Linked DNA regions of Homo sapiens: regions 1, 2 and 3 are each linked to region 4. A link is a loop called in an ENCODE intact Hi-C map of the cell type or tissue named here. Cell type or tissue: A673. All regions are shown on one strand. Links, peaks and the distances in the headings refer to the core of each region. The heading gives the core; the rest is flanking DNA. Region 1 overlaps BARHL2 (BarH like homeobox 2). Region 2 has its middle 140 kb from the start of ZNF644. Region 3 has its middle 31 kb from the start of LINC02787. Region 4 has its middle 140 kb from the start of ZNF326.

Evidence for each region. Hi-C counts contacts between places; a loop is a spot of excess contacts. Peaks named below come from ENCODE experiments on the same cell type or tissue, not always from the same donor. Only the 100,000 strongest peaks of a DNase experiment are listed, where the experiment ranks them.
Region 1: it touches region 4 in a loop (5-fold over the local background); 2 of 110 quality-filtered maps call a loop at or near these places.
Region 2: a loop joins it to region 4, with 5 times the contacts of the local background. A loop is called at or near these places in 5 of 110 quality-filtered maps.
Region 3: a loop joins it to region 4, with 6 times the contacts of the local background. A loop is called at or near these places in 12 of 110 quality-filtered maps.

Annotation. Positions count from the first base shown.
Region 1 is chr1:90,704,654-90,712,682 of GRCh38, reverse strand. BARHL2 (BarH like homeobox 2) reads left to right here. Exons shown (of 3, transcript NM_020063.2): 3 at 59-1,144. The coding sequence ends at 371. Among named protein-coding and RNA genes, the nearest start is that of BARHL2, 8.6 kb to the left of the region's middle. RefSeq lists enhancers at 1,131-1,699, 5,844-6,638. In A673, for the core only: no CTCF peak of the experiment used is centred there; DNase peaks (open chromatin) are centred at 3,182, 4,132, 4,532, 5,862 and 4 weaker places; H3K4me3 peaks cover 4,439 bases; H3K27ac peaks cover 5,000 bases.
Region 2 is chr1:91,160,921-91,168,949 of GRCh38, reverse strand. No RefSeq gene overlaps it. Among named protein-coding and RNA genes, the nearest start is that of ZNF644, 140 kb to the right of the region's middle. RefSeq lists an enhancer at 3,584-3,733. In A673, for the core only: CTCF peaks have their summits at 2,639 (motif pointing left), 3,290 and 3,493 (motif pointing right); DNase peaks (open chromatin) are centred at 2,649 and 3,499.
Region 3 is chr1:90,574,738-90,582,766 of GRCh38, reverse strand. No RefSeq gene overlaps it. Among named protein-coding and RNA genes, the nearest start is that of LINC02787, 31 kb to the right of the region's middle. In A673, for the core only: CTCF peaks have their summits at 3,172 and 3,371 (motif pointing left); a DNase peak (open chromatin) is centred at 3,376.
Region 4 is chr1:90,129,634-90,137,662 of GRCh38, reverse strand. No RefSeq gene overlaps it. Among named protein-coding and RNA genes, the nearest start is that of ZNF326, 140 kb to the right of the region's middle. RefSeq lists an enhancer at 4,896-5,397. In A673, for the core only: a CTCF peak has its summit at 4,448; DNase peaks (open chromatin) are centred at 3,002 and 4,442; H3K27ac peaks cover 1,163 bases.

The DNA of each region.
Region 1 (8,029 bases), core at 1,615-6,614, 580 kb before region 4:
CTTGGTGCCTGGACCATGCCCACAGCTGCTGGGTGCCTGCACACCCGCTTTCTTTCAGGACCAAGTGGAAGCGGCAGACAGCGGTGGGCCTGGAGTTGCTGGCCGAGGCAGGGAACTACTCGGCGCTGCAGAGGATGTTTCCATCGCCTTATTTCTATCACCCAAGCCTGCTGGGCAGCATGGACAGCACTACGGCGGCGGCGGCTGCCGCTGCCATGTACAGCAGCATGTACCGGACTCCTCCAGCACCCCATCCCCAGCTGCAGCGGCCCCTGGTGCCCCGTGTGCTCATCCACGGCCTAGGGCCTGGGGGACAGCCAGCCCTTAATCCATTGTCCAGCCCCATCCCAGGCACCCCACACCCCCGGTGAAAACATTGCAGCGAAGGCACTGCAATCCCTTCCCCATATCCCTGCCCAACCCGGACTGCTGCCCGTCCTCTCCCTGCTCCAGGCCACTAGGCCTCCCTTGCAGCCAACTCTGGAAGGCAGAGGAGTAAGAGAGGAAGATGCTTACCAGTGGGCAGGGGACCCCCAAAGAGGAGCCAGCCCTCTGCTCTCCATCTCCCCACCCCTAGAAACAGGGCTGGAAATCTCCCCCACAGCAGTGTGACTGGTGAAAATGCTGACCCCACACAGAGTGCAACCAGTAAGTGAAAACATCAACAAAAACAAAACCTCAAATTCTTTTTCAAAAATGACTTTAGGGACAAGCAGGAGGGAGGGAGGGGGGAGGGCTAAGGAGGGAAGAAAGAAGGGCACGGAGCGGAAACAGCACAGGCAGAGTGAACTATATATGGACAGCCTCAAGTGCTGAGGCAAAGGGCGTTGCCGAGGACATTCCGTCTGCCCCAGAGAAAAGAGGAGGGTAACTGAGAACTTTGCACTGATTTCTCATGACCTTTTTTCTTTTGGAAAAGTGGCATGCTCCATAATATGAAAAAAATGTACATTTGAAAGACTGAGTGATAAGTGATATATCATATTTATTATATGTTGTCCAAAAAGAGTCACTTATATACGTTAGTAAAAACATGATTTTTCTTTTCATGTCTTTTCGATTCAGTAAAATAAATGCTTAGACAAAAATATAGATTTTTTTGTGATTGAAAATTACAAAAATAAAGTTTATCTTTTTTTAACAAGTGATGAAATCCAAGGGAGCTGATTTTACTAAAGCAGAATGTACTATGATGAAGTGCTGACTTGGTTTAGAACAACAAATTTCTTCTGAAATATTAGGAATTTACAAAATCCGTAAAGAGGTTGGGTTGGCTTGTATAAAAGCAGCTCCATTTTTCGTGCTGGCCTCTTCCGAACCATTATTTGATATGTATGAGTTCCTTTCTTTTTAAATGGATGGTTTCAAAGCAACCCAGGAGGCTGTGGGAGAAAATCTGTACTTGCAGGCTGCGGGTGCTGGCTAAGTCGGCGGCCAACTTTGCTGCCGTCCTGACCTGCATAGAGGCCCCAGCTTCACCGGTGTGGTGATCCCTCTGTCCTCCCCTCCTCCTTCTTCTAGGGGTCTTCCTGGGGCAGCGAGGGTCCGAAGCGCTGGGCAGCGATGACAACGCCGGCAGGGGCTGGGCGGCAGGCGGACGCTCCTCGAGCCTCGCAGCTGTTCTGCTGCCCGCGGCTGAGCGCCGGCGAGGTCGGACAGCCTGTGAGCGGGAGGCTGTGGGACGAGCAATTAGGACGCCCCCGGGGGACTTGGAGAGGGCCAGCTAACAAACCCTTGTGGCGGCTTTGATCGTTGCCTTCTCAGTCCCTGGCGGCGGGCGTCCAGCCCCCAGCCCCATGCGGAGCCGCTTGTCCTAGTGAGTTCGTTGTGCTGCGATGCCTGGAGTTCCTTTGCAACGGTGAACTCAGGCTGAGACTGGCTGCCAAGCCTTTTATCTGCACCCCTGGGACAGCTGGGACTGCAAAATAGGAGACCCTGCCCAGAGTGTGGAGGAGGCCCGCTGCCTGCTTTAGGAGTGTGTGTGAGTGTGTGTATGTAAGTAAATGTTTGTAGCACCCTGGCCTAAGTCAGTCATAAGCACCACCCCTCACCCCCCGCCAGGCTGGCTCCCCACCAGGCTCAGTGCTCAGGACTGTATGAAGGAGCCACTTAGTGGAGCATACAGTTCCCAGGTTGCTCCTACTCCTCTCCAGCCCCCGGGTCACTTCCTGAGTAGCCAGAGTCAGACCTCCTATCTGGGCATCCTCACATTTCTATCCTCACTCCTGCCCTAGTACAGTGACAAAGGGGTAATACAAGCAGCTAAAATACATCTGGACCTGGCCTCCAACTTTCTCTGATGGTTGAACCTTAGTGTAGTTAAAAATGTTTTTAAAAATGTGAAGTGATGTGGGAATGTATATTTAGGAGGGGTGGGAAAGAAGGAGGGAAGAAAAGTGAAATCCAGGTGGAAATTGCCTGGGGGCACCTTGATCAGACCTTGGCTAATTAGGAAGTGGTTTGCAGATTTCTCTCCAGCTCATCAGTTTGCTTTAAACTTGGTCTTGGTCTTGTTTGATTCTAACAAAAGGGTCTGGACTGGCCCTTCTCATTTTCTGCCTGCTTAGCTGAGACAAACTCAGCTAGCTGGGCTTGGCTGGAAATTGGGCGCCGCTATGTCCAGTTAGGATGTCCAATACCTAGGCACTTAGCAGACCCTCCTTGTTTCATCTTGCAGTTGGGTTTTTTGATCAAGTTTAAACAGTTTAAAAGTGGTCTGCCTAGGCCTAAAAAGGCACTCTCCAAGGTTTGAGGGTGCTATAGCTTCTGTTTGCACTGAAACTGGGGCTGGTCAACTCTAGGCACAAGGAGGGATTTGAGAGGCCACAGAGTTTATGCATACAAAGAATCTTTACAAAGAATTAACTCAGATCCAGGTATGAAAAACACACAAAACTACAAATCCAAATAAGGCCAGAGCACCCATTTGCTGCCAGCAGTCCCCAGCCACCTGCAGGATGGTGGGCCGGGAAGTCTGCCCACTGCCGCTTTACACTCAAGGCTGAACTTGGACTCCTGAGGTGGACAATGCAGGGGGAAGCACTGTGCCTACAGAGACCAAGATCTCTTAATCAACCTCATATTGCTCTGCTGCTAGCAATTACTCAGGATCCATTAGGGTCCTCCCCAAATCCAAGTTTCTTCAAAGTCATGTTTTCTTTCACCCCCTAAATCATGCAGCTGAATGTGTCAATGTCCTTTCTAAATTTGTTTGGTTACCTGCTGTTGCATACAAGTTGGCAGATTGGATGTTGTGGGGTGGGGGATATTGTCCCAGGAAGAAAGTTGGGTGGGTGCCTGGTTCCTTCCTTCCTTCCTTCCTTCCTTCCTTCCTTCCTTCCTTCCTTCCTTCCTCCCTCCCTCCCTCCCTCCCTCCCTTCTCTCCTTCCTTTCTTTTTTTCTTTTATTTTCCTTTCTCTCTTTCTTTCTTTCTTTCTTTCTTTCTTCCTTTCCTTTTCTTTCTTTTCTTTCCTTCTTTTTCTGCAGCAGTACTGCAAAGGGCACCTCAGCAGGTGCCCTAGTATTCAAAAGTCACCTGCTTAAAAGTCAAATGCAAACTCAATTTTTTTCTTCACAAAGGGTCCTTCTTTCCTTCTGTGCCTGCTCAACTAAATTAGGAGGTTGGCTAGGAGGTGAAGAGTGCAACTCCAGGTTTTCTGAGAAGCAAGGAACAAGGTAACAGGCAGAGGCCTATTCTCATGGGAAATCTGGAGTTACAGAGAAGCAGAGGACAGCTGTCCCTGGGAACTGTACTCTTTTTCTTTTTTCCCACCTTCAGCTGGTGTCTGAAGGGCACTCCGTGGCTGGACTCCATTTAGATTGCTCCTTTGATTAAGTCGGAGGCTAGAAAAACAGAGATTTTCAGTGGCAATCTTTGCTTCCTACAGAAACACAGTAATACAAAGTTATTTCAGAGAGACGTTTAAAGACCTACAAAGGCCTCTTAGATTTGCCAACACCAAGATCAGCTCAGGGACCCCAGCAAACCTACACAAATCTGTAGTGAGTGTGAAGGAAGAAGTTAACTCCCCGGCTAGCAGCCAGCTGTTCTAGCCCAAACTAGTGATTTTTCAATGAGTTGCAAAGTAGTGATTGCTTCTTGGCTCCATGCCTCCAGCAAAGATACCTACCACCCTGTATCCGTTTAATTTTGCTCCACCCCTTAAAATGAAAGCCCACACGATGGCAAATTAGACAGTTGATTTCCTCCCTTGCAAATAAAACTGCTTACTCTCCCTCCTCCTCCCTCCCTGCCATCTGACTCCTGCCTAGGCAGCCCTTCCCCAGGAGTCTGTCGGATCCCACCTCCCCTCTTTAAACAAGTGGCTTGTGAGTAGTTTGTTTTGTTATATTTTTAACTTTCTAAAAATATTTGGAAAAGCTCTCCCCAGGGCTAGGGAAACTTTAGTTCTTGTTAAGCCACGTGGTTACAAAAATGTACTGGAAGAGAGCTGCCTGGTTTTTGAAAAAACCAAGCTTGAAGTCAACATGCTTGGAAAGAATGAGACTTTTCACCACTGGTGGACATGCTCAGGGGCGGGGTCAAGCCTTGCAGGGAAATGATGTTTCTTTTGCATCTCTGAATCTTTGGTGAGGGAATTCGGGCTTGCTCTGTACCCTGGCTGTTGACTAGAGAGCGGTGTGCGCAGATGAGTGAGTGGGGGCCTCTCCAGGGATTACTCCTATGGACTCTGGAACAGTATCCCCAAGCTCCTTAAGTCTCCCACTAGGTCTTTACCCAGTCCCACTTTTTAGTCATCTCCAGGCTTCTTTGCTAACATTTGTGTCTTTTTCTGGAGTTAGGGCCACTTATCATAAGGGTCCAGTGCCGAGTGCCCTGACTTCTTACCTTATCCCCAGGGCTGGGTAGGGGTAAGTGAGAGGGGTGTGTGGGGCTGTGGGGAGGTGTGCTTTCAGAGAAAGGGAGGTGTCATTGGCCTCTTGGATTAGAAAACCAGGTCATCTGTCTCGGGGCGATGAGATGACCCAGAAGGGACTATTTCCCCCGGTCCTTCCGGCTGAATTTTGAAGGTCTTTGTCAGTTTGAGTGTTGCTGGGTGGACCGTCTCGGTTAACCTTACATTCTCAGTTTGTCTCCTCTCTCCTCTCCTTGTCCACTGGGTCTCCCGCTCCCGGTTTCTGTGTGCTAGCACCACAGACAGCTCCCAGGGCGCCGGGTGGAGCTAGGTAACCTGGGCTGGCGGGTTCCGGGTAAAAGCCTAGGCGGCCGCAGCGGAGGCGTCTAGGAAGGGTCGGCGGCGCCCGGGGGGAGGTAAGCAAAGTGATTACAAAGCAACCTCCCCGGCAGCGTTTCCTGATTAGCTCTAAGTCCAAACAGGGTCACATTCCAAAGAACAAAATCTTCAGATCAATAAAGTAATTCAAAAACCCAAAGATCTCGGGGTAAGTAGTGCTCAGTGACAGATCAACTGTGAATCGTCCCTATTTAATAAGTTCTTAGTGGAAGCCGAGGAGGGAGGAGCCGGGCCTCAGGTCTGCGGCTCCAAGACCTTGCGCCGCGGCTGCGACGAGGTGGCCGGCGGAACCCTTCTAACTGGCACATACTTCCTCTGTTCGCACAGCTCGGAGCGCGCTCGGCGAGCCGCCGCCTCGGCCACCGCAGGCAGAGCAGAAGCGCTCCCGAGGCAGCAGCCCTGCAGGTCGCGCTGGGCCCAGGCCCTGCTCCCCACCGCGGCTCTCAGCCCGCGCCCTCTCCCTGCAGATTTGGGTCTCTCCCAGCTCTTGCTACTATCTGGTCTGGGACAGCGAGTCGCCCCTGCGGGAGCTCCGCCGAAAAAAGAGGACCTTCGCGAGAGCGAGATTGAACTTGATTTACGATAAAAGGGCCCTGTCACTTTGTGGAGCTGATGGATTCCCGCCCCCACCCACCCCCATTCCCGCCGTCAGACTTCATTCTTTAGTGAAGAGGCCCTCAGTGTGGCTGTCCTCCCGCCTCCTCCTAACGATTCGCATACACGTCGCAGCCAGGGATTTGGCGCGGCGGCCTTGAAGCCCAGCCGCGGCGCGCCGGCTCCGTGCGGGTTCTTGCTCGGCGCGTACCCCAGCTGGGCCCCGCGCTCCTCCACCTTCAGGACCGCCCGGCCGCCACGAGTTCCTGCGCCCGGGTACAGACAGCGCTTCAGGGAGGCATGGGCGCATCAGGACAGGGGCTCTATAGGCCTGGGACGGGAATCCAGACGCTTTCAAGGACGGTACTTGGGATGGCCTACAGAGCAGGGCCCTTCTCTCACATCTCGGGGGGCTCTGGAGGGAATATAAAGCCTTCTTCTCCTGTGAAGACAATAAAATAATCTTTGCTCAGATGGGAGCTCTTATCTGCATCCAGCTTCACTCCCACCGCTCTAAAGACCTCATGGCTGCAAATGATACCTCCTTCAGATTTCTCTTCAATTCTTGGAAGTCAACTCCTCTTTGTTGATCACCCCCTACTTCCCCTTTGGCTCTTCTCTTCCTCCTTCCCACTATAGTTGGAGGTACGAAAATGCTAAGTGGAATTTAGGAACCAGTAGACATATGTAGTGCAATGGATTATCCATGTCTGTAGATTCAAGCGTTATTCGCGAGACGGGGTTTCCCCCAAAGCCTCTGGGGACTGGAGGAAGAGGTGTTCCAGGGCGCCCATTCAGGCACAGTCCATCCTCACGTGAACTAGTAGGGAAAGTTTTCTATAAAACAATGTACATTTATAATGCCTCTTTAGGAGAGAGGAATTAGATATTAGTGGTGCGTTGTTTCCCCACTCCTATAATACAAAATTAGGGTGCCTGTGGTGTAAAAATGGTCTGCATTCTAAAACAAATCAGCTGACAGAGTGTTAGGAAAAAATGTGGAAGTCCGTGCTATTCACTTCCTACTGCAGGAAAGCTAAGTTATTTGGTATAGTTTTCAAATGTCAGAGTCTCCCAAGCACATTAGCTAGGTTTCCTGTAGAGTGAACAGTTTTTCTAATGATTTAATTTTAAGCTTTTGATTTTAAATATATCTCCAATTTGATAAAATTGCCGTGTCATAATTTCTGAAAAATGCAAATAATGTTTGTTAGTAGCATTGATAATCTGATTGCCCAACTTCCTCTTGAACCAACTCTTGCCTCCTGCAGACTGGGTATCTGCAAACTGATGAGCAGAGAGATTCCAGACTAGATATTAAGAAAGACAGTTTCCCACTGGAAGTAGGGTGCATCAGAGCTGTAGCCACTTTAAAGCGTCACCTTCTTATTCATCTGTTTTATTTCCCACAAATGTTCTATTAATGAAAGCTTACCAAATTGTTTCCATTAAATTAAGAGGATTTTAAAGGGACACCTACTTTCTCACTGGCCTTGAGTGAACACACTGAGGCATTGCATTAAACATTATCATATGTGAATAGACACATAAATTTCACATAATCTTTCATTACTATGCATTGATAGATTGGCCCAGAAAGTCACATAAAGCACAATTGGATAACCGTGGGATAGCACACTTCCCTTTGTCTTCCTTCTTTTCTGGATTGCTTTGGAAATTTCTGGGAATCCACATTTCTGATTGCCCCACAAACTTTTCTAACACACATTAGAGATGACCACCAAGAGCCAGATGTTCGCACCAAACAATTCTAGCCAGCGGCATCACGTGACTACTACCCTCGCGGCTGGCTGCGCGATTGCAGGGGCTCTCCCATTGCCTTCTCTTCAGCCATTGAGTGGCAGCTACCTGGGCGTGCCTGGTTGCAGAGCCGGGCCCAAACTTCTGTTATCCATTTCCTCTTACCCGTCTCCTATTATTATTTTGAGTTAAAATTCTTTGCCCCTGCTGGCGCATAAGGGATGATATTAGGCAGCTCCGCACAGCCGATCTTGAGTCTCATGGCCTAATTTTTCCTGCAGAAGGTACAGTGCCTCTCACATGCTGAAAGTCCTCCCACCAAGAAATTTATTGGGGCAGAATTAGATTAGAATTTATATATAAACATTAAGACCTTTCCACCTCATTTAGTAAAGCAACAATGACTGCTTTCATTTCAG
Region 2 (8,029 bases), core at 1,003-6,002, 1.0 Mb before region 4:
ACACATACATACGTATATATGTATATATACATATACACATACATACGTATATATGTATACATATATGTATACACATACATGCATATACATAGATGTATACACATGTATACACATACATGTATGTATATGTGTATATGTATATATGTATATGTGTATATGTGTATATATGTATATATGTATGTGTATATATGTATATGTATATATGTATATGTGTATATAGACATATGTGTACACGTGTAGACATAGACATGTGTACACGTGTAGACATGTAGACATATGTGTACACGTGTAGACATGTAGACATATGTGTACACGTGTAGACATGTAGACATATGTGTACACGTGTAGACATGTAGATATATGTCTACACGTGTAGACATGTAGACATGTCTATATATGTCTACATAGACATATATGTATACACACACACACACACACACACACACACACACACACACACACACAAAGAACACTGGGTCCTTTCCACCCTGGCAGGTCAACCAGGAAGCCAGAAGAAAAAAAAATTAGAAATCTCTGAAAAATGAAAATGTCTTTTGAGGGGAAAGGTTATACACCACGGGTGTTTATATGATTCACTAGGAATCCAGTAGATCCAAAAATTGGGGCTGTTCCCTGATGGTCCAATTTGACTTCCTATAGAGGAAGGCCCTCAGGGAGGCATCACCTTAGATCAGCAGGACGTCCTCTCTTCTTCAGCTTCTCCAATGCTACTGCCAGTGAGAATCATACACTTTAAGACAGGGAAGGACCCTACAACATCACTCAGGCCAATGAATCGTGCGGTCCAGGGGAAAGACAGTTGACTGAGGGAGTTCTGTTCTTGAGAGGCAAAATCCACTACCTGCCTCCCAGAGCCAAATGCAGACAATGCAGTCCTGTGCTGCATAAGTGAGGACTGAGGATGTATTCCAGCAGTTCCATGACACTCCTGGAGCATCTACCAACCTACCACAGTCCTGTGCCACTAAGAACCTCATGGTTTAGTAGAGGGAGGCACACAGTGAACATCTTCTCAACACAGTGTGGTTAGAGCCATGCTTTGGGTATTCACGGGGTTGTGGGGAAGCCAAGGACAAGGGCACCAAGCCAGGCCCAGGGCATGTGTGGAAGGTGCTCTCCAGGAGTTACTGACACTTGAGCTAAGTTTGAAAGGAGGAAGAGAAGTAAATCTAGGAGGAAAAAATGAAAAGACCCTCCAAGTAAGAGTGGAGAGAATGAACGAGCGGATCAGTGTGGCTGGAGGCTAAGGTGCCAGAGGGAGGGGAGGGTGACGAGGCCAGAGAGACCAGGAGCCACGGTATAGGACTCATGTTCCTGAATGGAACAGGACTTTAGCTTGGATAATGGGAGCCACCAGTAGGGTTTTCAGCAGAGGAACTGTGCAAATGTGCAGTCACTTGGGGGCTGACTGGTAGAGGATGGATCGGAGCGGACAGACCTGGAAGATGTTCAGCTGGCTTCCCTGAGTGATGCTTGGGTTCACCACTTCCTTAGTGAACAACAGGGCTTCCTAGAGACCGATGGCAACAGGCTCACGATGACGTTCCACATGTGCCACCAAATATCTATCCCTCACTCTGTGGTAACTATCCTTAATTATCCAGGTATTCCGTCACCACAACACAGCTCATGTACCCACGGGGGACACTTTACTGCACCCAATGGGCATGAGGCTTAGGCTCAAGTGAATAAGCACAACTGTATCCCTCTGGTCATAGTATTTGCTTTAAAAATGGTCAAGTGGCCAGGTGCAGTGGCTCACGCCTGTAATCTCAGCACTTTGGGAGGCCTAGGCAGGTGGATCACCTGAGGTCAGGAGCTCCAGATCAGCCTGGCCAACATGGCGAAATCCCATCTCTACTTAAAATACAAAAATTAGCTGGGCATGATAGTGCGTGCCTGTAATCCCAGCTACTCAGGAGGCTGAGGCAGGAGAATCTCTTGAACCCGGGAGGCAGAGGTTGCAGCGAGCTGAGATCGTGCCACTGCACTCCAACTCCAGCCTGAGTGACAGAGTAAGACTCCGTCTCAAAAAAACAAAAACAAAAACAAAAACAAAACAAGAATGGTCAAGTGATTCCATTCAGGCCACTGAGGCTCATGGCAACATTTTTCTGGGGGCTTTGGAAGGTGAAATGTGCAGATGTGAGGCCGGGAACTGCTGCAGCTATTTTCCATCATGAGGGAGGCACGCCTACAACAAAGCTGGCCTGTGGAAAGCAGAAAACATCAGAAAAATGGTTTAAGGCCCTGATGATGGGGTGAATCAAATGGGATCAAAATGAATCAAAATGGGATCTTCCTCCCTACAGAGCAGACCTCTGGACTTTTCAGTCACAGGACCCAATATAGCCCCTTTGTTTTCTAAACCTTTCTTTCTTGCTTGCAAAAGCTCAGAGCTCAGGGACAATAATGTCTCACCTAGAGCACAGTAGTTGGAACTGGCCAGTTCTAAACAGGTAAAAAACAAAATCACAGGGTTTTCCTGATTTTTTTTAGAAAACTTAAAAATTGTTTTTAAGGAAAACGATTTTTCAAAGCTCTCTGCTCTATGGGACTTGCCTCCCAAATCCACTTATTTTCTGGGTCCCCGTAAAGCAGTGGAGCGCTGCCACCTGCTGGCTGCAAAGCACAATGTGCTCTAGAAAGTAGATGGAGAGCATTAATGCTGGAAAAGGCCCTAAAGGTCAGCGTGGGGAATACAATTAAGGGGAAATTCGTTCTCTGCTAATGTATATTGTTGAGCTGTTTGAATTTTGATTGGGAGTTTTATTTCTAAAAAAATAAAATAGGGACAGTCACTTACACAAATATTTCGTATCTTGTGGCATTTGTTTATTATACTTGGTTAATTCATCAATACCTGACATTTCCTTGAAAAGCAACAACTACAATCACCATCACGAAAAACCCCCTCCTTTCTCTCTCTGCACAAGCACATCTGGAAGCACGCATGCACATGCTTTGCCTCTACTAACTCTGCCTGAAGCAGCAACCAACTCCCCTTAATTCGGTTTCTGGTGCAGCCGGCCAGCCCATTTCTTACCTGTCTGATTTTCTAGGCAGAAGTCTGACCTTAGTCCAGTGCCTTTTTATTCAGGAAAAACTTAACAAGCTTTCCAAGTATTCTTCTTAGAGTCTCTCTCCAGACTTCATGCAGGGCGCAGCCACAGATCCCCTCCCACCAACCCTGGGAGAGAAGGGATTTAACAGCTTCTCACTTTAAAAATTCTCTTTGCAAATCCTCTTTGCCTTTTCCTAATGGCTCAGGAATTTAAAAGGTGTTTACCCTGTTCTTAATACTACTTTGAAGTTTCTGCACAGTAGCCCCTTTGGAATTTAGCATTTATTGTATTCATGCCTCAACCAAAACTAAAATAGTAAAAATCCCATCATGAGTGCTGTTACAAATTCCCTCCTGGCCTCCATCTGAGGTGGACCTGCCCAGGGCCAGAGTAACAGTAGCCGCAGCCTACCAGCAGGTGGCGCCCAAACAAGCCTTATCGCCATTGCTCCATCTGGGACTGAGCTTGGTGCTAGACGGTCACCCTTCCGCACAAAAGCCTCCCTCCACTACAACCCCCCTTCAGCCTGCTAAGGTGTGACTTAGATGTTTCCTGGACTTTGGCTTCTGTTACCGGTAAGCCCTGACATACCTGCCCAGTCCAGCGGGCCCCCTCCTCCAGGGATCTTTCCCTGTGTTGCCCGAAACTCAACCCACCAGCTGGGGCTGACCTGGCTGCCCTCTTCCCTCCTGGATGTCCACAGCCACGTTCTGCTCTGCATGACCGTGCTCTCTCGAACCAGGCTTGAATTTTCCAAGTCTCTCTAGACACAGCGTTGTGGACTGACAGCCCACCTCACGGAGTTCACCACATAGCCAGGCCGGCTTTCCCTGGCCCCTTTCTACCTTGTCCAGGAGCCTCTTACCCCCTGAGGCAGCGTTGAGGCTGCTCCCCCACGTCCACAGTACATGTGCATTTGTAGCCTGGAGCTGACAAGGCCCAATATGATCTGGTCCTGTTCTAACGTCATCTTGTCTGCCCGTCTCAGCCTTCATCTCCACTGTGCATGTTGGGAGAACCTCCAGTCTCTCATAAAAGCCCACTCTCTCACTATTTCAATATTCTTCTGTTTTAGCCCATTCAGCTGCCATGTGGTACCTGGCAGTTTCCTCCAGTCCAGTTCCCAGTGGAGTGTCTGTGCTAAAGTTTCTGAGGCCCGCCAAGCCCATGAAGGCCCGCCACAGCTGCCATCTCCCTCAGAGTTCACCTACATCGTGTGATGTCACCTTCACTGAGCCACAGTGGGCACCAAGGGCTCAATGACATCGGTGGGCCCCTCTTCCCTGTTCCGTGTGGCCAGAATGTTGTTCCCATTTTGTCCCTCTATCATCCTTTAGGAATCAGCATTGACGGCCTTCTCTGTGAACCTGCTCCTGCATTTGTAACAGGAGACTCACCTGGATTGAAGGTGTGGTGCCTTCACCTGGGTCCTGCAGCTCCTCTGGCCCAGCCTCCTCAAGAGCTCCTGTCTCTCAAGCCCACACTGATCCCCTCTGAGCTGGCTACACCAGGCCTCTTTGCATCCCTCTGCCCATGGGGTTTAGAGTAACTTTACTCTAAACTGGGTTCAAAACCTGGCTTCTCTACCTATTAACTCTGTGTGACTTTGGGGAAGTTACTAAACCTCTCTGAGCTTCTGCCCCCTTTGTAAAATGGGGTTGGTATTAGCATCTGCCCCATAGGTTTGCTGTGAGGCTCCAGTGAGATTGACGGTGCACATAAAACACTTACTAAAGACCTGGCAGAGATTTTGCATTCCGTAAAGGGCAGCTCTTGTTAACCGCAAAAACCAAGGCTGCTCCCGACATTGCTCTCATCAGGGTAGGAAGTGACTTTCAAGACAGGAACTAACTTCCTTAACTTTGTGTGCACACCTAAGATGGTGCTTGATACACAATGGGGACTCAAATGTCTATTGAACTGAAATATTTGATAGCACTATGTTCTCTCTTCTCATTTAGGTTTTATCTTTCTTGTGGATAAAAATTACATGTGTCTTCTGTAGACTGACTTTTTAATTTTGGTAAAATATACATAATGTAAAGGTTAACCATTTTCACTGTTTTTAACTGCACAATTCAGTGGCATTAAGTCCGCGCACACTGTTGTACAACCATGTGGTATTTTTTAAAACATCCACAGCAGCCAGCCCAGGAGCAGGAATAGAAGCTGAATTGATATAGACTGAGTGGACGTGGATAGAGAAGCCCTGCACCAGCAGGCAGGCTTCATTCAAACAGGGGCTGTGCCTGTCCCCCAGCACTCGGCACAGTTCCTGGACATGGCAGGTGCTCAATAAACGTGAAATGTGCCACAGCAGGAGTTGCATACTGGCAGGGAAGCGGGACGGGGCAGTGAGGCATGTTGTTTGGGGCCACACAAAGTTTTTCTTTTTTAAAGTTTTAAAAAATAAATTGTTTTGAATAAATTGCGCTCTCACACAAAAATCTATATTGTAGTTTCTCTTGAAGAACAGAAGGTTCTAGCAGCTTTGGGCCTGCATTTTTGGATGGCAGCACTCTGCTAGCACTGAGCGTGGGCTGCCCCTTTAGACGGTGTGAATGGTCTCCAGGCCGCTGCTCTCACTGAAATGACTCCACTGCTCCCCTGAGCACTCGAGTTTCAGACCCTTGCCATAGAGTCAGATGAACAGGACTTGAGACTTACTTCCTCAGCTGAACAGCTCAGAGCTTTTAAGGAGGTCAGCCAGCCTCTGAGCCTCCACATCCTCATTTGTAGAATGGGAAAATTGGCAGCTTCCTTTCCGGGTTTCTTTGCAGAGTGTTATGAGATCTTGTATATCAAAGTATGTGAGAGGCTGGGCGCTGTGGCTCATGCCTGTAATCTTAGCACTTTGGGAGGTTGAGGCAGGAGGATCACTTGAGTCCAGGCGTTTGAGACCAGCTTGTGCAACACAAAAAATTGTCTCTACAAAAAATTAAAAAAAAATAGCCGAGTGTGGTGGCATAAGCCTGCTGTCCCAACTCCTTGGGAGGCTGAGGCAGGAAGATCGCTTGAGTCCAGGAAGTGGAGGCTACAGTGAGCCCCAGTGCACTGCAGACAGGGCAACACAGTGAGACCCTGTCTCAAAAACAAAACAACAACAACAATAGCAACACCAAGTATGTGAGAAAATGTCAGGACCATGATACAAATGCTGGCCCTTCACCACAGGCCTGCTACCTGCAGTCTTTGTGCCTGCACTGAGGATGTATGGATTCCCCTGCCAAATGGAATCTCCAGGTTTTTTTTATGTTGCATCCTCATCTGGGAAGACACCAGCACCTGGAAAAGCCAGGGTGCTGGGGCACTATCTGGTCAACACAGACAGCTACCAGGTACCTCCATCACCTGTCAGTCACCCCAGGGCTTTCACAAAGTCCCTGCCTGGGTGTGGCACAGTTGAGAGTAAGTTCCTTGGGCACAGGCCTACTCTCCAGTGCCCTTTCATCTGAGGGCCCCACACACCGCACAGCAGCCCCACAGACATCGGATTCCACGGCGCACATCAGTGCATAACGCATTGCGTATTTGCCACTCCTTAAGCCAACACCTAAGAGAGGGGTTTTTGGCATCAGAACACCACCAGTTCCCTCCTCTGCCTCCTTCTGTCACTCTCCCTGCCCTTCCATTCCCTTCCCAGGCTAAGTTTCCATGGTACCTTTTCAGCCTCTGCTGTTAACACCATCCTTTCAAAATCTAAAGGAAATGAGGGCTCTTTCCCTTTAAGTCCTTTTTACAAACCCCTTTCTCTCGATTCACCTGGAAAATTCGGGTCCACTGTGTTTCATTAGTAGCATCTTGATATCAAAAAAGAATTCAAGACAAGAAATAAATAGAAAAGTAAGTCAGGTGATTCTGTTTTGAAATAAAACAAGTTTGTTTAGTAACTGGTTCCAGATTGCCTTACAGTCTTGCTTGGCAGGAAGAGATTTATTCCTGATAGCGTACCACATATCACACTTGCTCTTCTAAGACATTTGCTTTTATCTCCAGCAGTTCCTGATGGAATAGATACAAAGAAAAGACTAGAGCCTTGTTTAAGCAGGGACTAGCGTGTTTGCATCCTGACACCAGAGAAGATCTGATCATCTGAGAGCTTCCAATCTTGGGCTTAACAGCTTTAAAAAAATCAAACATGTTAAAACAAAACAAAACCATAGAAAACAAAAGCACAGACAGGCATTGCACATATTGCAATCTTTTGTGTAAAAAGCGGTAACATGCCCATGATACCAGAACCAGCCACCACCTAAAATGAGATGTGCAGTTTGCCTCTTCTAGAAGAAAACTAGGCCTCCAGAAATTGAATATTAGTTTCCGAGGAAAAGCAGAGGGTCCTTTGACAGCATTTCATTGTCAATGAACCCAGAAACTCTTCTGAGACTCATTTTTGCCAGGAGCGGCAGCCTTCTCCCAAGCCAGGCCCTTCGGTAGCAGCGCCTGCCCTGGGCCTTTCCTTGCCTTCCTGTCTCCTTCAGTCCACTGCCACACGGTCCGGGGGGTACTCCCTGGCTTAGCAAATCTAAGTGCTGGAGGCTCTTTAGCCAAGTTGCACAAACCCGCTACAAACTGGCTTAAACAAAACAGAACAGCCCTCAGAAACTTAACAGCGCTGATGTACAGACCTTCGCTCCAGACCTGTCATTAATAGGAATCAGCTCCCATCTCCTGATCTCAGTGTCTCTCAGCTCCACATCCCAGGAGAGAGATTCTGTGTGCTCCAGCTTGGATCACATGTCCCTCCTGCTGCAGTCAGCTAAGTCCAGGTAGGAGGGTCTCATAGACATGTGGCTCTTGAAACTCATCTTGGACTTCGGGAGGTGACCAAAGGAGCAGGTCATGGCTGGCCAGACACCCTAGGAGAAATCTGCCACTTCATACAACTTGGTTTTGATGAGTGGCTGTGGCAGTGTTACAGTAGGTAGCGAATCAGACATGAA
Region 3 (8,029 bases), core at 1,016-6,015, 450 kb before region 4:
ATTTTTAATTCTATCAATATACATATTTTAAAAGATATTCCAGGAATATTGGCCAAGGTTAGCTCATGGATACAGAATTATACCTAGGGCTGGGGGTGGTGACTTACACCTGTAATCTCAGTACTTTGGGAGCTGAGGCAGGTGGACCACTTGAGGTCAGGAGCTCATGACCAGCCTGGCCAACATGGCAAAACCCCATGTCTACTAAAAATACAAAAATTAGCTTGGCATGGTGGTGTGCGCCTGTAGTCCCATCTACTAGGGAGGCTGAGGCATGAGAATTACTTGAACCCGGGGGGCAGAGGTTGCAGTAAGCCGAGATCGTGCCACTGCAATCCAGCCCGGGTGACAGAGCGAGACTGCATCTTGCCCCCTGATGCCTCCCCAAAAAGAATTATACTTAGGCACCTAAATGAATGACTTCTCCTTAAATGTCAGGGCTTAATTTACTGATACAATATGGTCTAATATCAAAGTAGGGATTTAAAACAGTAATTGGAAACCAAATAGAAGTTGTTTTTGTAAAAAGTTGGAGGGAAAAAAAATAAAAGTATTCAGAAAGCTCCCTCTTCTTACTGACTGTATGACCTGAGGCACGATTGTCCTATCTAATTTTCAGTTTTCTCCTCTGGAAGCAGAGATACTAATATAATATACTTCATAGGGTTGTGTGAAGATTAGATAAGGTCAGGTGTGTGAAGGTCTTAGCATAGTGTCTGGCATGCAATAAATAACCCAATAAGTATTAGCCATGGATTACGGAATGGAACCGTAGGGACTGGGAGGGGATGGGTGCTAAGTGAAGTCTTGGGGAGACCTCATGCTTTCTTATTTAGCAAATATTCCAGCTTCTGCATATCTCTAGTTGGTATGCCCCAGAACTCAGAGTCAGCTTTTAGGTGGTAGTGGTGTATCCCACGTGCCCTGGATATAGGCTGGGATTGGTATAGCCCGGGGAAATCCTCAGTACTGAAAATGATAAAGGTAGTAACAGCAGCAGCAACAACAACAGTAATAACCATTACCAGATCTTTCTGACTCCAGAGCTTGTGCTCTTGACTGTTTTTATTTCTCTGAGACACTGAGAGTCGTCCTTTAATAGAAGAGGGAGCCAGTATTATTATTCCATGGCCTGAGACACTCTGATGGGTGCAGTAGTACCAGGGTTGTTCCTGCCTATGATGGGGTGAAAGCCTGTGTGATATCATCAGGTGGGCCAGGAATAGCCCTCATGAGCTAAATGCCAGAGCACCTGAAGGTTCCAGTATGCATCACCCTTGGAGACAGGGGCACTGACATTTTCTATTAAAATGCAAATGTAATCTGAAAGGCATTGTGCACCATTCCTTTATCATCTTTTGTAAAAATTATAAATCAGATTTGCAAGTCTCTTATTTGGGCAGGACACCAGGGAAGGTTCAGAGCATAGGGTATCACTCACCTCTAAAAATAGTTCAATACTAAATTGTCATTCTTCTAAATTGCCTCTTCTGTGCCCAAATCTGGACAATTTCATTTTCTTTTCACTGGTTTTATAGTTGAGTGAAAGTAGTTCATGTCCTACTCCATAGAATGTTGCACATTTTATAATACAAGAAAACACGTTTTTATTCTTAAATAAGAGATACTTTGAGAAGCTTCTAGGGATGGGTTAGTTCAAGCTCAATCTTTCATTTTTACTTAAATTTCCCTGATATTCACTATAGACTATCTGTGCATATGTATATCTCCTATCTTATTCATTGCTTTATGGCCAGCATCTAATACATTCTCAAGTAAATGAATTAATAAACTGAGTACTCCTATTGGGAAAGGCCCTAAGGACAATGAGAAAGTCAGTAAATAAAGGCTCTCCATCCTCGAAAATCTTATCCTGTAGCAGAGAGACAAGTTCTAAGGCAGGAGAGACTGAAGGCCTGAATACGCTGTTGAGATGCAAAGGGGGAGATAGGGTGAAAGCAAAGAGGGAGCAAGGAAGGGGAAAAAGGCAAATGTTACTCTGTGGTTTTGAGCTTGGATGCCTGGCAGGGCCATAGTGCCATCAAGAGAGAGGAGGAAGTCAGGAGGAGGAGCAGGTCTGGGGAAAAAGGATAGAAGGAGGACATGATGAGTTTGGATCTAAACATACGAGGTTTGGATGACGTAGATTTGAGTGCCAGTTAAGATGTGCAGCTGCCCTATAACCTATGACGAAGATGAGTTAATTGCTGAGTTCTAGAGTAGCCTCAAACTTAGGCTATTTTATTCTCTTATTCAACAGGGCTTTGTGCTAGGCAATAAAAAGGGATTTAAAAAGGTACAAGAGGCATGATATTTGCTCTCCCAGAGTTCCTGAGTGAGGCAGTATGTGCTCAACAGTGCCAGGCAAGTAGCGGCGTGCAGAAGGAACAGAAGAAGGAGTGGCTTGGGTGTGACAAGCTGGAACCTGCAGCAGCTGCAGGGGGAGGGCGTTCTGAGAATCCAAAGATCAGCATGCCCCTTTGGACCTTTTGAAGGAAGCTATCAAAAATGAAGACATGACTTCTCAATACCAGGTTTATTTGAAAAGGAATAAAACCAATGTAACAGGTATACCTTTTTACAGTAATTACCTTATTGGTATACAGAGAGGAGGCAAAATCATGAATTGGTTTATTTTATCTTTCTGTGAGGAAAATGACTTTTTTGAGCCCAAATGAAGGGGAGTTAATGGCTTGGCCCTAGGATTACCATTACTGCTGCGGGCTTGGAAGCCTTGGAAAATTGCCCTTCTCTTTTCCTGCTACTTTCTCTCCCACTTTTTTCAGAGACATATTTTGGGTCCTCTGTCTCCTTGAGTCTGATAGCAGTGTGTAGAGATCACCCAGTGCCTGACTGCCTGTTACTGCTGCTAAGCCTTGTTCTGACTGGCCATGGTGACAATGGCCTAGGAGTTTCAACTTTGAGAGACTTCACAAGTGCCATGAGATGGGTGGCCGCTTATGTGGTTATTGTCTAGGGCTGACTGTGTCCACAGGGATGTGATTTTAAAGCCCTGGTATATGAGGTTGAGAACACCTATAACAATAGCCAATCCTAACAAGGGAGGTTCTCCAGTTTTACAGAGGGGGTCTTGAAAGGATTCAACTTACTAATAGTGATCTATGTGGCCGTACCAGTGGCATGGGGGAAAGTGAGAATTTAGAAAAATTGTTGGAAAGTATTTTCCTCTTGACAAGTAGAGAATTAGAGTATTATGGAAATGTAAGAAATTACAGAGTTAGAAGATTCCACCTTTGTAGTAACACATTTTATACTCTGATTAAAGCACTTACCTGTATCTGATAGTAAGGATGCCAGAATAAGGGCTTTACTGCTTCATTAAAATAGTGCCATCTAGTGGTAAATGTTTTGAATTGTAGCTAGGTGCCCAGAGAGCTGTCAAACCCTCAGGGGACTTGGCTTAAAGATTAAGCAGCATTTATAATTTTCTTGTTTATTTATCCATCTATTCTTTCACTTAGTTTACTTATCATTTACTACATGCTGAGCATCTTGATGGGTGTTGCGTATGAAGAGACGAGGAAGACACAAGCACTGACCTCAAGTTGTAGTCCAGTGGGTGAGACTGCCCGTGATTGCAATCCAGAGATAATGGCTATTTGAGAAGTGCGTTGGAAGCCCAGGAGATTCAAATGTCACACGCAGTTTCATTGCTGCTGCTGGAAGGCCCTCCCATGTGTATAAGGACATAACTTGCAGGAAGCATGGAGTCAAGGAAGGGACAAGCTGTTGGATACTTCCTCAACTTGCTGCTTGTGTGAGATTCCCCACCCTGCCAGACCTCTCTTTTGGGTTCTCCTTGTATCTCTGGCCCTACTCCTAAATCAAGGAACTGAATGAACTTGTGGTTTGCTGCCCAGTGGAGCTCTCTTTCTCTTTCATGGGCTTGATTCTTGGTCATTCTAGGACATAAATTGTTGGACACAGGGTGGTATGTTTAAAGCCCTGGACATTTTACCGGAACCTATTAACAAATTTTTACATGCCTTCTCTGCCCTCTGCTCGTTTATATTTCCCTTTTCTTCTGCCACGAGAGGTTTGCATAAGACCTTCTCTTCTTCACATAACTCTGTCTCTGTACAATACAATCTATACTGTTCTTTTTTGGAGAAATGTGCTCATTGTGAGATCTTGTTCAGGCACCTAATCTTTCTAGTTCCAAGAGTTGTTTCCTCTTAAAAACCAGACCAGTAATATTGACCTACCTAGGTGCTGAGCATGCAGAGGCTTGAAATGATGAACTCTGAAGATGTGGGAAAGAATTCACAGTGCATGAGGCATTTGGACCGGGATGTGAAGAATGGTTTGGAGATTATCAGTTGGCAGAAGTTTATGTTACTAAAGGGCATTCTACCTAGGTAGGTCAATATTACTGGCCTGGTTTTTATGAGGAAACAACTCTTGGAGCTAGAAAGATTTGGTGCCTGAACAGGGCCACACAGTGAGTACATTTCTCCAGAAAAGGACAGTGTAGATTGTATTGCACAGAGACAGAGTTATTGGTAAACTGTTTTAATTCTTGTTCAATATTTTATGACATGTAAACACGAGCAAAAGACTTGTTATGCTTTTTCTTCACTTGTCTTAAGTTTTACTTTGTAAAAATTAGCCGTCATACTTTTTTTTTTTTGGTAGAGTTTAGCACTTAAAAATTTTCACTTCATTTACTTTTTAACACCATACTCCTTGAATAAGTCTTTTTTGCTTTCCTTGTAATTGGTTCTTCTTAGTTTCCTTAGCTTTCTTCTTCTTCCTTGCTCTGTTTTCTCTATGAAGAGTGCTTTCCATCTCTCTCCTTCTCTTGGTGTCCAAGCCATCCTTTACTGTCATAACTCTCATCTTGCTTTTTTTTTTTTCTTCTTGCCTATCCAAACTCTTTCTGTCTGTTACTTCTATGATCTTTTCTGGTTCTTCTCATTCAATCCTTCCCTCTCATTCTCTTTTCCACTTCTCCATGTGTCTCTCATTGTATTTGTTTGTTTGTTTTTGTTTTTTTACTATCTTGATCTTTTAGGTTGTACTTCTCAGAAGTTTGTAGGCTGTCACTACCGATTCCATGTTTAGTTTGTCCCAGTCACCACCATGGGCATATCATTCTGTTGGTGTGAGAGAGGTAACAGATCTGTCAGGAAGGAATAATATATTCATTTATTCATTTGTCAGACGTGTTGTGTGACTGCTAGGTACCAGGCATTATACTAAGAGCCAGGTAGGGACAGATACAAAGAAGAATGAGATGGTGTCCACTTGCGATGAGCTCATATTCTAATCAGAAACAAATAGGTCAACAAATTCTTACGATGAAGCTCTGACGTGGGCTGCAATAGAGATAGGTAGAAGGTATTTAGCATGCAGAGGCCTGAAATGATTAACTGTGAAGAGGTGGGAAAGAATTCACAGTGCATAAGGCTTTTGGACTGGGATGTGAAGAATAGTTTGGAGATTATCATTTGGAGGTTGTTTGGGTCACTAAAGGGCATTCTAGGCAGAGGCAAAGATTGAAGCCTTTAATAAATGTGGTGGGCCCAGGGAAATGCATATGGGAGATACAGGGTATGTACAGGAAAAAGATGAGACTGAAGAGGTGGGAAAGAGACAGTGTCATGGAAAGTCTTATAGGCTGTGTAATGGGGTTAGGGATTCTTTCTGAAAATATTGGTGAGCCATGGACAGAAGGCACATAAGTATCTAGGTTATCTGCAGGTTAAGGAGACAGATAAAAGTGGATGGATTTAATGGATATTTTTAGAGGTCAAGTGGACAGAACACGTGATTGATTGGATGTGAGAGGTGAAAGAGAGTGGGCATTTAAAATAAGTTTGTTTTCATTGGCATATTTTCTCCTGAGGATTTCAAATTCCCTTAAGAGTTATTATCCCTTTCTATTCATGGGATTCTTATCTTTTTCTAGTGGGATCTTTACCTAAGGAATCTAAAATTTGAAGTTTCTAGCTCACTACTCAGATAATTATTGTAAATTTTGGCAATAAAATTCTGTTTTCTTACTTTGCTGGGTTTGGCTGACTTGCCTGTGCAGCACTGCTGGTTCTGAGGAATCAGTAGTTCCAAGCTCAGCTTCTAGAAGGAGGCAGAGGGTGAGCACAGCATGCTATGGTGTGCGTTGGGTAGTGCTGTTGAAGGGGAAGTAGCAAGATCTTTACTCTTCTTACAGACTAGGTGCCCTATATATGTTGGTAGGATGGAGGGAGGAATAACTGAATGATGAGTAACATAAAGAGTACTTATAGTGTCTTTATATTAAATTATCGTATGTGGTGGGGAGGAGAACTTGAATGGGAAACTGGAGGTCAGCAGGCTTTCTCTTCTTGCTGTATTTTATGTAGACCAATATTGAAATTGAGATATATTTCTCAAGTTCAAATAATGGGGTAGGGGAAGGAGAAGTTAAACTGTAATAAATGTTGTGGAGACTTAGGACCAGGTTAGGGTTTTTCTTTCTTGGGAGGATTCACTAAGGGGTAATTATCCTGAATTAGCAGGACCTAATGTCATAGCTTGAGAAATAAGAGACATCAAATTTGGGATCTAGCAGCACTTACCCTGCACTCCTAGGTCCCCACCAGCTTACCCTCAACATGTCAGATTCAGTAAAAGATTTTTAAGTTTGGTGTTTCTTTTTCCTTTTTGGAGGGTCACATAAACTCATTAACTCTGGATTCATCATTCCTTGCTACATATCTTCAATGTCTTGTGTATATAACCCATTGTTATCATCATACAAATACAAAACATTTTCTGGAGACAATACCTTGGTCCTGAATATCCATCTTCATTAGGTGTTGGATTGCATTAATTTTCTCAATTCTATACCCTTCTTTTTTCCATGCTCCTTTGGCATATTACTTTGTAATTTCTTTCACTGGAGTTGATTTCTCTGTCCTTTGATTCTGAGTTTGGCCACATGACTGTCTTTGGCCAACAGAATGTTGTAATAAAGAGTCTGACTCCAGTTTTGAGGTTAGACTGTTTGATAGGATTTAGACTTCCACACTTCCCCCACTTTTCTTTTTCTTTTTTGAGACAGAATTTCGCTCTTGTTGCCCAGGCTGGAGTGTAATGGCGTGATCTTGGCTCACTGCAACCTCTGCTTCCCAAGTTCAAGTGATTCTCCTGCCTCAGCCTCCCAATTAGCTGGGATTACAGGCACTTGCCACCATACCTGGATAGTTTTGTATTTTTAGTAGAGATGGGGTTTCACCTTGTTGTTCAGGCTGGTCTTGAACTCCTGACCTCAGGTGATCCACCCGCCTCAGCCTCCCAAAGTGCTGGGATTACAGGCGTGAGCCACTGAACCCAGCCACTTCCACCTTTCTCTTTCCCACCACCATACATCTGGTACTTTAGACAAGAAAACACACATATACCCCCTGGCTTCTTTGCATCATAGAGAAGTTTGAAAACCCTCATGCACATGACAATCCCTTCCCCCTCCCCACCCCCTGGCCACTATAAAGGCTCAAGTCACTTTCCTGTCTTGTCATTCTAGATTGTCTTATGTCTAACCTGCCCCCAACCCCCCCAAAAAAGTCCCTTGTGTGACTAATAACCTTTCTTTCAAATTCTCTTGGTGTGTGAAGTGTTATCAGTCTAGATATCCAACCTACTAATTGGGGTCAGAGGGTCTATTCCACCTTCACAGGGTGACTACAAAACAAATATTAATCTATGTGTATGTGATACTTGCAGACAGTTGGAAGAAATGCTTGCATGTCTCTGCTTCAACTATTTCTCCTCTGTTATGGCCATGAGACTATGTCTAGGCTAGCCTGCTAGAGAGTGAAACAAATGGAGTAGCATCCCATTGCCTTATCACCTCAGTTAGCAAATCAGTCAATGAATAGCTGACCCCAGACATGTCAGCAAGCCCAGCTAAGATTAGCAGAGACTCTTAGTCAATCCACAGCTAACTGCAGATGTATGAGTGAGCCAGGCAAGATCAGCCAAGGCCGATCAAGATCAGCTGAATCCTCAAACTTGTGAATTAAAT
Region 4 (8,029 bases), core at 1,844-6,843:
TGCCCTATGTTTTCTTCTAAGAGTTTTACCAAGGACACTCACTTTCACAACTCCAGTACTATTCAACACAGTACTGGAAATCCTAGCCAGAGGAGTTAGACAAGAAAAAGAAATAAAAGGCATCAAAATTGGAAAGGAAGAATTAACATTATCTCTGTTTGTAGATGATATGATCTTATATGTAGATAAACCCTAAAAATTCCACAAAAAATATACAGAACTAGTAAGTGAACTCAGCAAAGTAGCAGGATACAAAGTTAATGCACAACAATCATTTGCATTTATATACACCAACAATGAATAATCTGGAAAGGAAATTACAAAAACAATCCAATTTACAATAACATCAAAAAGAATAAAATACTTAAGAATTGACTTAACCAAGGAGGTAAACGATTTGTACAATGACAACTACAAAACAATGCTGAAAAAAATTTAAAAAGACGTAAATAAATGGAAACACATCCCATGTTCGTGGATCGGAAGTCTTAAAATTGTTAAGATATCGATACTACCTAAAATGATCTATATATTTAATGCAATCTCTATCAAAATAGCAATGAACTTCTTTGCAGAAATAGCAAAACTCATCCCAAATTTCATATGGAATCTCAAGGGACTGTAAATATTTAAAACAATCTTAAAAAAGGAGAACAAAGCCAGAGGACTCACACTTCTTGATTTCAAAACTTACTACAAAGCTGTAGTAATGAAAACAGTGTGGTGATGGCATGAAGACTGACATATAGACCAATGAGATAGAATAGAAAGCCCAGAAATAAACCCTCATATATATGGTCAAATGATTTTTGACATGGTGCCAGGAACCATTCAATAGGGAAAGGACAGGTTTTTCAACAAATGGTGCTGGATAAATTGGATATCACATGCAAAAGAATGAAGTTGTATCTTTACCTAACACCATATACAAACATTACTTCAGAATGGATCAAAGACCATAAACAATAAAACTCCTTATTCATTTTTATTTCTTCTTTTTTATTTTATTTTGGGTGATTTTCTAACCGCTGTATCCCTGATCTTGTGTTCAATTGTGTTTGTTCTTTTTTTGTTGTTTGATGAGACTTTTATCTTTGCACTGATTTTATATTTCCCCATTTCTTTCATTTCTTTACAGAGCAAAGATACATAGCTGTTGAGCCTGTGATCATTCTTTTTAATATTTTCTGGCCAATGTCAATTTAAAGCATGTACACATTAATTATTTCAGTAAGGCTAAGCTATTCTGGCTGCCATGTTTTTCTGAGATAGAAGAATTTTTTTACCTTCTTTTTTCAGTACTTAAAACCAACTGATTCCTAAATCACCTATTCTTCCCTGCTAGGATCCAAATAAAACCGAAGGCCGTCTTGATGAATATGAAAGCTAAATGAAAGTTAAATTTGTCACATTCTTTACCATGCTGCACACTTTCAGAGTTTCATAAATTTTTTTAAAATCCACATAATTAGTTTAGCTTTACCAGAAAAAAAAATTTGAATGACAAGGTCAGGCTCCTGACCTTTCAATAAATTAGAGAAGATTGCCATAAATTGCACAATATAATGAAACACCAATTTGCATATTTGCTGCTATATTAAAAGGGATCGGTTTTAGCTCGCAAAGCAGAACAAACAAAAACATGCATTTTAATAACTCAAATTACTCCCAGGAAGTGACCCTCAGCAGAAAGCCTGATTATCACTACTTAATTAGAAGCCTTGGAAATCTAAATCCTCCTTTAAATCCTATTCTGGGTACAGTGAAAGATGAAGCCATGAGTTTTGTCTAAGATTCAATATTTACTCTTTACTAATATGTTTGCTGGAGAGACTTCCCAAGCATTACAAAGACATGCGAGAAAAAATTTAATATTCAAAGAAAGAGTGCACAAAACCTGTGTTGGCTTGCAGGTGCAAAGCAATTAACAAGCTGGCATTTACAGTACTTTTAATTAATTAATTAAAAATGCAAAGCTGACTTTCATTTCTTTAAATGTTTGAACATTTTATCCATCAATAATAAAGCACTACATGCTGCTGGGCGACAACATCTGGCAAATGAAAAAAGTGAGTCCAGTGTTGAAGTTAACAAGGAAGAATTTGGAATTTGCTATTGCATCACCATCTCTTCTCCCACCCCCTCACTCCCACTAGTACATGACCACACTCAGTGTCAAATGATAGGGGAAATGGTTTGTTGCCAACCCTGGATCATAAACTAAAAGTGACAATATTTGATGTGACAAGTTAACCTTGAATGGGAATGAAAACAACAAGGCTTATCGCAATTACACTCACCATTAAGGACTTGCCGTTCTGTTTCCTTAGGGGAGCAGAGTTGTTTGGAATTAAGGCTGTGTATCTCCATCTTGTTTATAAAGGTTAAAAACCTAATTAGCAAAGGGAATTTCAATAATTTGAAAAAGAAGTGGGTAGTGGCTTCTAATGTAATGCTGCTGTGACTAATTTTACAGCTGGACCCTGCTTGAACAACGACTTTACTATTCCCCGTGAACACATTTCTGGTCAGTACATATTTAAAAAACAACGCCATTAATGTACTTTAATTAAAACATAAATACTACAGTGCTACCTCGGTAGGCATTCACTCAGCTGGAACTAACTATATTTGCTTAATCTACAATTTTAGATGTATTAGCAAAAATAAATGTTGGTGAATGTAAGAGCCTGATTACATATCTTGGGTAAATTGGTGATAATGAGTCAAGAGACTTTGTGTTCATTCACATATATTAGAATAAGAATCATTATGAAATTAAAGCTAAGATTAATCCTGCTAATGACACCACAGAGCATCTGGGAATAAGATAACCCAGATGTCAGAATCACTGTGCTACAGTGCTGCTATTTGATAGAGTAACCCTTGAAGTGTTCTTCTAAGGCAGATAGCTGCTCCCCCCCAGTCCCAGCACTTGAAATGCAAATGAGTGACAAGATAGTCTAATAATGAGAGCAGATTCTAGCAGTAAAGAAAATGAATAAATTAAAAAAAAAACACTCTGCACCACTGATAAGAACAAGCAGCAGGCACCCTGATGTCCTCAATTAGGGTGGATGACATCTGCTGAGCATTTCTCTCTAATAAAGCCCTCACTCGGTATTCCAAAGCACACGATTCTAACACTGTTAACATTTTAATGTCCTGGGCGTGCATGGTAACATTAATTACAAGATGATTTGGATGACTTCTGAATCTCTTTTATGTCTTCAGCAGAAGAGAACACAGCATAGCAGCTTTGATATCATAAATAAAATGGGGACGCCTGCCAAGCATGAAAGGTATCCTGAAGTCATTCGCATCTGCTATGTTATCCTGAACCTCTGTAGCCAGGCAAAGAGAATCCTCTGGGCATTTACAGACGGTCAGCAGCTATGCATTTTAGTGGGGAGCTATGTGGCTCTCAAGGATTTTTTTCCCCTTATGCTAGAGGTGAAAATTTTGTTGCTGTTTTTAATTCCTAATGAGCTTAAAGTCCAATTAATATTATTCTAAGCACAGTTTGCCTTCCTAATAGCTATTTTCATGAGCTTTGGCAAATGTCACCAGGGCTTTCTTGTTTGTTGGCTGGGAGACAGGGACAGTATCTCCCCTTATTAAGCAGACTGATACAAAGTGTAGGCACTATGGGGGACCCTAGGTGGAGAGCGGGCAGAGAGACACAAAAGAAATTTTGAGGGTCCCTTACTACAAAACTGGCATATCACCATCATCCATGAGAAAATACTAGTAACTTCTCTTACACAGGTAAGGAAACTGGGGCACAGAGAGATTACACAACTTGCTTGCAAGTTACTAAACATCCAGGGAGAAGCAGAACCAGGATTTGAACTTCTGACTAAGCTCAAAATCCATGATTTCACTATTCCTCTCCACTACACCTGTGGCCGTCATTAGAGCTGTTCACAGGTGATCTGGGGCCCATCCTTTGGGTCATATAAGGTTATGTTTCCTTGCCCTTCTTTCAAGCTAACATAGCCATGTGAACTACTTTAACCAATGGAATGCAAACAGAAGCCTTAAAAGAAAGTGTGTGGTTCACCCTGTCCTCTATGAGGAAAAAATCCGCCTGGATCTGAGGATGACTTGGAGCAATGCACAGCCCTAATAATGGGCATGAAGACTAAGCAAGAAATAAACCTTTGTTACATAAGCCTCTGAGATGCTGAGGCAGTTGGTTACTGCAGTGCATGCAACCTAGTCTACCCTGACAAATACAATACTATGCCATGCCAGCAACCAAGTACAAACATGTAAAAACCTCAGCTGGCCTCAGGAATGGATGAAAAACAGAAAAAATAAAAGTGAGGAAATACGTGACTGAAAAGTTGGCCCGAGAACTCTTAGACTCTGAGAAAGAGAAGATTGTGGTTTAATTAACCCTAGTGGGCACCATTTACATCATAAAATGTGTCAATGGCTCCCCCTAGAGTTTTCCAGTGCCCAGATTGCAAGATTATATGCAGTGGCCCTGTCACTTCTAGCTCTGCTAGTCTGAGAATCTGGCTCGCCATTTATTTTACAGATTACGCCAGATTTACAGGATGTACTGGGTATGGAATTCACAGCTGCAGCCAATGAGCACGTGCCCAGCCCAACAATGAGCTTACTCACTCAAAACATCAGGAAAATTCATCAGTAGATTTATAAGGGCACTTGGCCATGAATCAAAATTAATTCCAGATATGACAGATTACTGTTGTTAAATCCAGGTGAAATGATGTTACGCAGTCATAAACAAAGATGTTTTATCCAAATGTGCAGAGAAAAAGACAAAAGACCTTTTTGGCTTTTCATAATTGACTGGATGTGGCACTGATTTGCTGCACCTAGGGAAGGGATATTTGGGAGAAAAGAGAAAATGAGACACAGCAATGAGGCAGTGCACTAATTTTTAAGAGTCCAGCCCTTTTTCTCTCTTCTCTCTCTTGCCTACCTCTGTTTGGACTATTCCAGTGGAAAATTCTAATTCTACATGCCAACTCTCCCTGCTCAAACGGTCTATATTTTGCCAAAGTTACAGCTGAACAGCAGGTTCAAAGATCCCAGCCACTGCCACTGATCAGAAGCTCCCCAGGATATCCCCCAAGGCTGCAGAGCTATTGAACTGGATAGAGCACCTGGGGAACTGAAGCAATTAACAGAACTTCCTTAAACAGGGCCAGAATGGGTCTCAAGTAGACAAACCACACACAGCTGCAGCATCCCCTGCCACTGCCCACTGGCTGGGTTTGCTCAGGAAACATTAGAGAAGATTCTCAACAAGCAAGTCAGCCCCTCCATTTGTCAGCCCAAGCCCTATCTGTTCACTTCTGCTAATAAGAATGCTAGTTAGTAAGAATGGGAACATCTAAGAAAGTTCTAATCTTGATTAGGAGTAGGTGACTCCTCCAAAAAAAAAAAAAAAAAAAGGGAAGCAAAGCAGTTCAGTGCTTCCAAAGACATAAGGGTAAGCCACACTTAGATCCATAGTCATACTCCAGTTGCAGCAACCCCCAGGGGAAGGGCTTACATCACAACGTTTATGCACTGGAAAATGAGGTAACCTGAAGCTTTCTCTCTACATCACCTGAGGTTTCATTCTACGATGCCTTTGCATGGGCTGTTTCCTTCACTGGGAATGCCTTCCACAGGTAAACTCAGTGAACACCTACTCATCTACCAAGATTAAATCAAGTGTCTGTATGAATCCTTCTCAGACCCACCCAGTCAGAGGTGTGCACGGCCCCTTTTGCTCTTTGCCTCTCTCTTATCACTGAACTCATCCTACTGTGTGATAACCACACACCTGCCTCCTCAGACTGCAAGTGCCCTGGAGACAGAGATGGTGTTGATTTCCCCAGCCCCTGCCAGGGTACTGACACACAAGAGGTACTAAGGACCTCCTTACTGAAAGAGTAACTTTAATATTGATAGTGGAAGGCAGATTCAAGATGCTGTGCCATCTTGGAAGATAAATAATGCTCTATAACTTTTTCTCAGGTGCTTCAGGACTGTTTCAACTACCTCTTCTGAAAAACACTTAATACGTTTTCTCTCCCCTTCCTAAGGCTTCTGCATTGCCTTTACACATTCTAAGGTCCTTTTTTAGTTTCTTAATAAGGTGTCCTTAGATAAGCCTCATCTAGTTAGCATTATTTTGTGCCTGGCTGTGACAGGATAACTGAAAAATCAATGAAAACAAAGGCAGAATGGCCTGAGTTTTCATGACTGAGTGGGCTCCTAGGTGTCTTTTACACAGAATAATTTATGGAAACATCCTTTAAATACAGACATTTCCATCTGTTTCACCTTCACTCTTGCAGGGAAATGAAATAGGAAGATATTCAGTCTGTTTACAACCTAATATTGTTAACCTCTTCTTCTCAGTATTTGGAATTTGGTCATACATCTTTGAAGACTGCCTTAGAGCCAATCGATCAAAGACCATCAATGTATTGTACATCAACTTGGTGCCAGGCACTGTGCTAGGGATTTCAAAGGCTCAATGAACTTAGTCTGGTGGACAAGAAGACATATAAGCATTTTTAAAATAAATGCTAACTAGAGATACAATCACCTTAAGAGTGGATGGATATGGGGGACAGATGAGATAACACTTGCACTTAGCTATAAGGGAAGATGGAGGAAGAAAGCCCAGGCAGATGATAATGAAATAAGAAAGGCAAGAGAACAAAAAGGGACTCAGTGATTTGACATGCCTGGAACAGTGACACCAGGGGATGTGGTGGCAAAGAAGGCATGAAGTTAGTGGGTGCCACATCAGGGGAGTTGTGAGTGTCTTGCTGAAGAGTTTGACTTTACTGATAATGGGAAGCACCTAGAGTTTAGGAAAAGAGGGTGACATAATTCAAAATTCCTGGATTCTGAAGGAATATTTTTAAAGGATATAGGGAGAAGGGGACAATCTGAGCAATCATTTGGAATATTTTGCAGAAACCCTAAATAAATCATTGAGGTATTGTTTTTTTCTTTAAAAAACAGTAAAAACAAACTGATTGCCTTAGATAATTATTTCACTCAACAGAAAATATAAGCACTGCATTGGATCAAAAATGGCTGGAAAACTGAATTTTAAAAGAGAATTTTGGGCAGGCGCAGTGGCTCACCCCTGAAATCCCAGCACTTTGGGAGGCCGAGGCAGGTGGATCACGAGGTCAGTTCAAGACCAGCCTGGCCAACATGGTGAAAGCCCATCTCTACTAAAGACACAAAAAATTAGCCAGGCGTGGTGGTACATGCCTGTAATCCCAGCTATTCAGGAGGCTATGAAAGGAGAATCACTTGAACCCAGGAAGCAGGGGTTGCAGTGAGCCGAGATTGTGCCATTGCACTCCAGCCTGGGCAATAGGGCAAGACTCTGTCTCAAAAAAAAGATTTTTAGCCACTTAGCTTGAAAACTGGACTTCCTTTTTAGAACATGCTCAACACCGATGGCAGATGGGGCCCCACAGTCAAGCAAGAGAGTGAGGCAAGAAGTAAACAAACAATCAGACTGCAGTATGCATACCATCATAGAGAGCTGTACATGACAAGGCAGCAGAGAAAAGGAAGAGTGGACAACTATTCAGGAAATAAGGAGGCCAGATAGTTTTGCAAAGGCAATCTGAGATGGGTTGTAAAGCCTAATTTAAGAGTTCATCAGCCAAAGTGAAAAGAAAACTATTATGAATTTTTTTAAAAAGCCTACAACTATGGCAATAAGTGTATGGTTCAGACAGACAAAGACCGTCCTCCCTGATATCAATCAAAAGGTTTATGACTAATCACAGACATCAATATTTCCTTTAAATAGTTTTCATGAACCTACCAACCATGAATTTATCTATACCTCTTTAAGAAGTTATCTCTATTATCGCTCCCTGGACTTGGAAACTCAATGCTTAACATTAACTTTTGATGTTACTGCAACTTGCTTCATCTCCATTTGAAGGAGGGTGTCTACTAGTCCTGCTTTTCCAAGATTTTTTGATGAGTTCATGTCACTTCTATTGGAACTCCTCATCCT